Regions from separate parts of the Homo sapiens genome. Here region 2 is linked to region 1. A link is an interaction called in ENCODE POLR2A ChIA-PET data of the cell type or tissue named here. Cell type or tissue: OCI-LY7. All regions are shown on one strand. Each heading gives the region's core, and the rest is flanking DNA. Links, peaks and the distances in the headings are about the cores only.

What was found. Peaks named below come from ENCODE experiments on the same cell type or tissue, not always from the same donor. Only the 100,000 strongest peaks of a DNase experiment are listed, where the experiment ranks them.
Region 2: POLR2A ChIA-PET joins it to region 1 with 6 read pairs; 3 of 35 experiments call an interaction of 5 or more read pairs at or near these places.

What each region holds. Positions count from the first base shown.
Region 1 is chr15:77,129,363-77,132,281 of GRCh38, reverse strand. The region is part of intron 9 of PEAK1 (pseudopodium enriched atypical kinase 1); the gene reads left to right. Among named protein-coding and RNA genes, the nearest start is that of TSPAN3, 60 kb to the right of the region's middle. In OCI-LY7, for the core only: no CTCF peak of the experiment used is centred there; no DNase peak of the experiment used is centred there.
Region 2 is chr15:77,180,205-77,183,123 of GRCh38, reverse strand. PEAK1 (pseudopodium enriched atypical kinase 1) reads left to right here. Exons shown (of 10, transcript NM_001385026.1): 7 at 1,084-2,919. The coding sequence starts at 1,198. Among named protein-coding and RNA genes, the nearest start is that of LINC00597, 44 kb to the left of the region's middle. RefSeq lists an enhancer at 1,199-1,288. In OCI-LY7, for the core only: no CTCF peak of the experiment used is centred there; a DNase peak (open chromatin) is centred at 1,183; H3K4me3 peaks cover 1,595 bases; H3K27ac peaks cover 789 bases.

The DNA.
Region 1 (2,919 bases), core at 161-2,660:
GAAACCCTGTCTCTAAAAAAAAAAATAGAAAAAATTAGCCAAATGTAGTGGCTCATGCCTGTAGTCCCAGCCACCCAGGAGGCTGAGGTGGGAGGATCACCTGAGCCCAGGAGGTCAGGGCTGAAGTGAGCCATGATCGGGTCACTGCACTCCAGCCTGGGCAACAAAGTGAGACCCTGTCTCAAAAAAAAAAGTAGGTAACCCTTGAGCTTTGCTTTTTGCAAGGGCTACCTAAAAATATGAGGTCTGTTATGTACCTTTCACTGCATGTTTCTGTCTTTTTTTTAGGCTGGAGTGCAGTGGCATGATCATAGCTCACTGCAGCCTCAGGTGTGTGCCACCACATGACTGATTTTTTTGGTTTTGGTAGAGGTGGTGGTCTCACTATGTTGCCCAGGCTGGTCTCAAACTCCTGGCTTCCAGTGATCCTCCCACCTTGGCCTCCCAAAGTGCTGGGATTACAGGCATGAGCCATCATACCTGGTTTATGTTTCTGACTTTACCCTTTACCAGCTAAGAAATGCTTGTCTACCTCTGCTCTGTAACTCCTTTGCTCCCTAGAGAAACATTTTTATAGAGGAGGATAACTAATGTTTATTGATGTTCCTGGAACTATATTTTTGTTATGTAATTTAATCTTCACATCAACTTTATGAGATTAAGATCTTTTTCTCCATTTGACATATGAGGAAAATGAAGCTCCAAGAAGTAGGCTGACTTGGTTAGGATCACACAGCTAGCAAGTGGTAGAGCTGAGTTTTTTGTTGTTGTTTTTGTTTTGTTTTGTTTTGAGATGGAGTCTCACTCTGTTGCCAGGCTGGAGTGCAGTGGCACGATCTTGGCTCACAGCAACCTCTGCCTCCCGGGTTCAAGCGATTCTCCTGCCTCAGCCTCCCTTGTAGCTGGGACTATAGGTGTGCACCACCATGCCCAGCTAATTTTTGTATTTTTAGTAGACACGGGGTTTCACCGTGTTGGCCAGATGGTCTCAATCTCTTGACCTCGTGATCCGCCCACCTTGGCCTCCCAAAGTGCTGGGATTACAGGCGTGAGCCACCATGCCTGGCCAGAGCTGAGTTTTAATCACAAATATTTCTGACTCCATAGCTGTATTTTGTCCATTGTGCCACTTATCAATTTCTTACATGTGGATTGCTTATTTCAGATAACCCACTTCTTCAAGACAGCTAAACTCTTGACATCAAGAATTCTTGCCCAGTTACATTCACTGTAGCAGAAAGCCATAGGTTTCATCAATATAATAAATAAAGTGTGGACTTTGAAGTCCAAAAGATTTGGGTTCAGATCCTGGTTCTGCCTCTTAGTAGCTTTGTCAATAATGGCACCCATCTTATGGAGCTGTTGTTTGGTTAAAAGAAAACAAAATGTCCCTAATAACTGTTCATTTCATTAACTAGCCACTAGCTTCTTCCCTAGGTTACTTTAAGAGAGTAACAATCTTTGAGCCTCAATTTCCTCCTCTTTCAGATGTTTACAGTGAGTGTAGGATCAAGTGAGATAATGCATATGAAAGGTTTTTGAAGAACACAAAGCCCTATATGTAAACTTAAGGTAGTGTCCTCCATTCCCATAGTCCCTTTTTACTGATTCTATTCACTGGTTCAAAACCAATTAACATATCTAAATGACTTTTACATGTTAATTAGGCTTAGAAAGACCAGATGGTATCTTAGCAAATTAATGGATAAGGTAACGATTGGCCTTACCTGTCTATCAAGACAGAATGTATGTTTGAAACAGACCTTCAGCTAGCTACCCTCTGCAGTTACAGTATCTACACCAGTTGACTGTCTGATGTCACTGGCAGAGTAACCCTGTGCTCCAGCTCACACTTTTTAAATTAAACTGAGGGATAAACTGTAAAGAGGGGGATCTGGATTCAAGTTAATACATTACTATTGAGTTTAAAAAGGTATTTTGAGATTCTATATAGCACTTAAGAGCTGTTATATAAATTGAGGTTATGGTGCCTTATCTATCTTGGGCCCTTATTGCTGCAAAATCACCAATGCAGGATGAGTACCTGTTTCAGAAAGGGACATTGAACTATCTGTTCTTTCAAAACAGTTGAGAAGTAGGACTTGACTAACTTTATGTATTATTGCCGTGGAATCTTGTCTCTTTCCCAAATCAGTGGTCTGGTATTGATTTCTTTGCTTATAATGATGTAAAACCAATCTCCAAAGAACAGATGGCAAGTGGTTATATACTAGGAGTTGTTGGCAGGTTTGGAAAAGGATATTTTACACTAAATGCTAAATATAAATGTCTCTTTTAAGACCCTCTGGTATTGCCAGAAGTGCCCAATTGATTGTACTATTAGGGCTCTGTGAACCCTGTCTTTGCAGAGATAAGCAAAAGACACTAACAGTTGGCCCACACAAACAACTTTTTCTGTTTATCTTCTTAAATTCCCTTCCCATACTAAGGGAATTTATAATAGTCTAAAGGGTGTAACTGTCTCTTAAAGAGACTAAAAGTTCTTTAAAATGTTGCAAACAAAAAGTCAGTGGTAGACTGGGCGTGGTGGCTCACGCCTGTAATCTCAACAGTTTGGGAGGCTGAGGCAGATGGATCACCTGAGATCAGGAGATGGAGACCAGCCTGGCCAACATGGCAAAACCCCGTCTCTGCTAAAAATACAAAAAAAAAAAAAAAATAGCCAGTCATTGTGGCGGGCACCTGTAATCCCAGTTACTCGGGAGGCTGAGGCATGAGAATTGCTTGAACCCAGGAGGCGGAGGTTGCAGTAAGCTGAGGCACTGCACTCCAGCCTGGGCAACAGAGTGGGACAACATATCAAAAAAAAAAAAAAAATCAGTGGTAGAATTTAGCAATTTGAAAGCCAAAGGATATCACCCCTCATCCTTAAATACCAAATCCACTGCAGTCATAGAG
Region 2 (2,919 bases), core at 245-2,744, 51 kb before region 1:
ATTTAAAAACATAAAAAGCATCCTTAACCTTGGGATACAAAAACAGGAATAAGCTACATTTGGCCTCTGGGCTATAATTTGCTTACCTTTCCCCCTTCTTCCCCCCTTCATCTATCAGTGTTTTATAGTTTTGCTCATATAGATTCTAGATTTTACACATATTTTGTTGGACTTATATACGTAAGAATTTCATGGGTTTTGGTCAGAGCTGTCTTTTTAAAATGCAAATTGGATTATGTTGTTTCCCCTATTCAAGACCCTTCAGTGGCTTCCCACTGCTCTTAGGATAAACTCTATAATCTTTAAAAGCCTAAAAGGCCTTGCATGATCTGGCCCCTGGTCTCCTTTTCAGCCTTTTTTTTTTTTTTTTTTTTGAGACAAGGTCTCACTCTGTCACCCAGGCTGAAGTACTGTGGCACAATCTGCTCACTGCAACCTCCACCTCCCAGGCTCAAACAATCCTCCTGCCTCAGCTTCCTGAGTATCTGGAACTATAGGTGTGTGCTACCACACCCAGCTAATTTTTATATTTTTTTTAGAGATGGGATTTTATCATGTTAGCCAGGCTGGTCTTGAACTCCTGGGCTCAAGGGATCTTCCCACCTTGGCCTGCCTCCCAACATGCTGAGATTACAGGCATGAGCCACTGCACCCAGCCCCGAAGCTTCATTTTCAATGCATTGAGTTTGAGGAGTCTACGAAATGTCTAAAACATTCAAGGGTAGGTGGAAGAAGAGGAATCTATAATGGGCTGGGAAGTGTTAGAGAAATTGGTGGATAACAGAAGGAGTGGTATCAAAGGCATTTCTGGGAGGGAAGGTCACAGAATCATTGCAACAGAGACATCAAGCTGAAGATTATGTATGGATAGATAAGAGTGCATAAAATTATAGTTAAAAAGCTCACTTTCCAAATGCTGATTGGCTAAAGGGAAATTACAAAGTACACAAATTAGTTTAGCTCTCAGTCTTTTAATTTAAGGAAAAGTTTAGGAATGGAGTCAGTTTTTTCAAGTCACTAATAATGGTAAGTCTCATAGTGCCTTTTTCATTCAGATTTTTTGTCTTCTTTTCCCCTCCACAGATTGATCATTCTTAGAAGAGCTGCTGTAACACATAGGGGAAGTGAAAACTAACAGATGAAAGTTTTGTCATGCACTGAAAGAAAAGCATTGTCTGTGAAGTTCTATTTTTAAAAATGTCTGCTTGTAACACCTTTACTGAACATGTTTGGAAACCTGGTGAATGCAAGAATTGCTTTAAACCTAAAAGTTTGCACCAGCTTCCCCCAGACCCTGAGAAGGCACCCATCACCCATGGCAATGTGAAAACTAATGCCAATCACAGTAACAACCACCGCATCAGGAACACGGGCAATTTCCGGCCTCCTGTGGCTAAAAAACCCACTATAGCTGTGAAGCCCACTATGATAGTGGCAGATGGGCAAAGTATATGTGGTGAGCTTAGCATCCAAGAACACTGTGAGAACAAACCTGTCATCATAGGGTGGAACCGAAACAGAGCTGCCTTGAGTCAGAAACCACTTAACAATAATAATGAAGATGATGAAGGAATTAGCCATGTTCCTAAGCCTTATGGCAATAATGATAGTGCAAAGAAGATGTCAGATAACAATAATGGACTAACTGAAGTGTTAAAGGAGATAGCAGGCTTGGATACTGCCCCTCAGATAAGAGGAAATGAAACAAACTCCAGAGAAACATTCTTGGGAAGAATAAATGATTGCTATAAACGATCATTGGAAAGAAAGCTTCCACCAAGTTGCATGATAGGTGGGATAAAGGAAACTCAGGGCAAGCATGTTATTCTGAGTGGGAGCACAGAAGTGATTAGTAATGAAGGGGGCCGGTTCTGTTACCCAGAGTTTTCCAGTGGCGAGGAGAGTGAAGAGGATGTACTTTTCAGTAACATGGAGGAGGAGCACGAGAGTTGGGATGAGAGTGATGAAGAGCTGTTGGCCATGGAGATTCGCATGAGAGGGCAACCTCGCTTTGCCAACTTCAGAGCAAACACATTGTCTCCTGTTCGATTCTTTGTGGACAAAAAATGGAATACCATCCCCCTGCGAAACAAGTCTCTGCAGAGAATCTGTGCTGTGGACTATGATGACAGCTATGATGAAATCCTGAATGGTTATGAGGAAAATTCTGTGGTCTCTTATGGACAAGGAAGCATTCAGAGCATGGTGTCATCTGACTCCACATCACCAGATTCTTCTTTAACAGAAGAATCACGTTCTGAGACAGCCAGTAGTTTATCCCAGAAGATTTGTAATGGGGGATTATCTCCTGGTAACCCAGGAGATTCTAAGGACATGAAGGAAATTGAGCCCAATTATGAAAGTCCCTCTAGTAATAATCAGGATAAAGATTCATCACAGGCTTCCAAAAGCTCAATAAAAGTTCCAGAGACCCACAAAGCAGTCCTTGCTCTCCGATTAGAAGAGAAAGATGGCAAGATTGCTGTACAAACTGAGAAGGAAGAAAGTAAAGCCTCTACAGATGTTGCTGGGCAAGCAGTAACCATAAACCTTGTCCCCACAGAAGAGCAAGCAAAACCTTACCGAGTTGTGAACCTGGAACAGCCATTGTGCAAGCCATATACTGTCGTGGATGTGTCAGCAGCCATGGCCAGTGAGCACCTCGAGGGCCCTGTTAACAGCCCCAAGACAAAAAGCTCATCCTCTACTCCAAACTCTCCAGTTACATCATCTTCATTGACACCAGGACAAATAAGTGCCCATTTCCAAAAATCCAGTGCAATTCGATACCAAGAAGTATGGACTTCTAGCACCAGTCCACGACAAAAGATACCTAAAGTAGAACTAATTACTAGTGGAACTGGACCAAATGTTCCTCCAAGGAAAAACTGTCACAAATCAGCACCTACATCACCCACA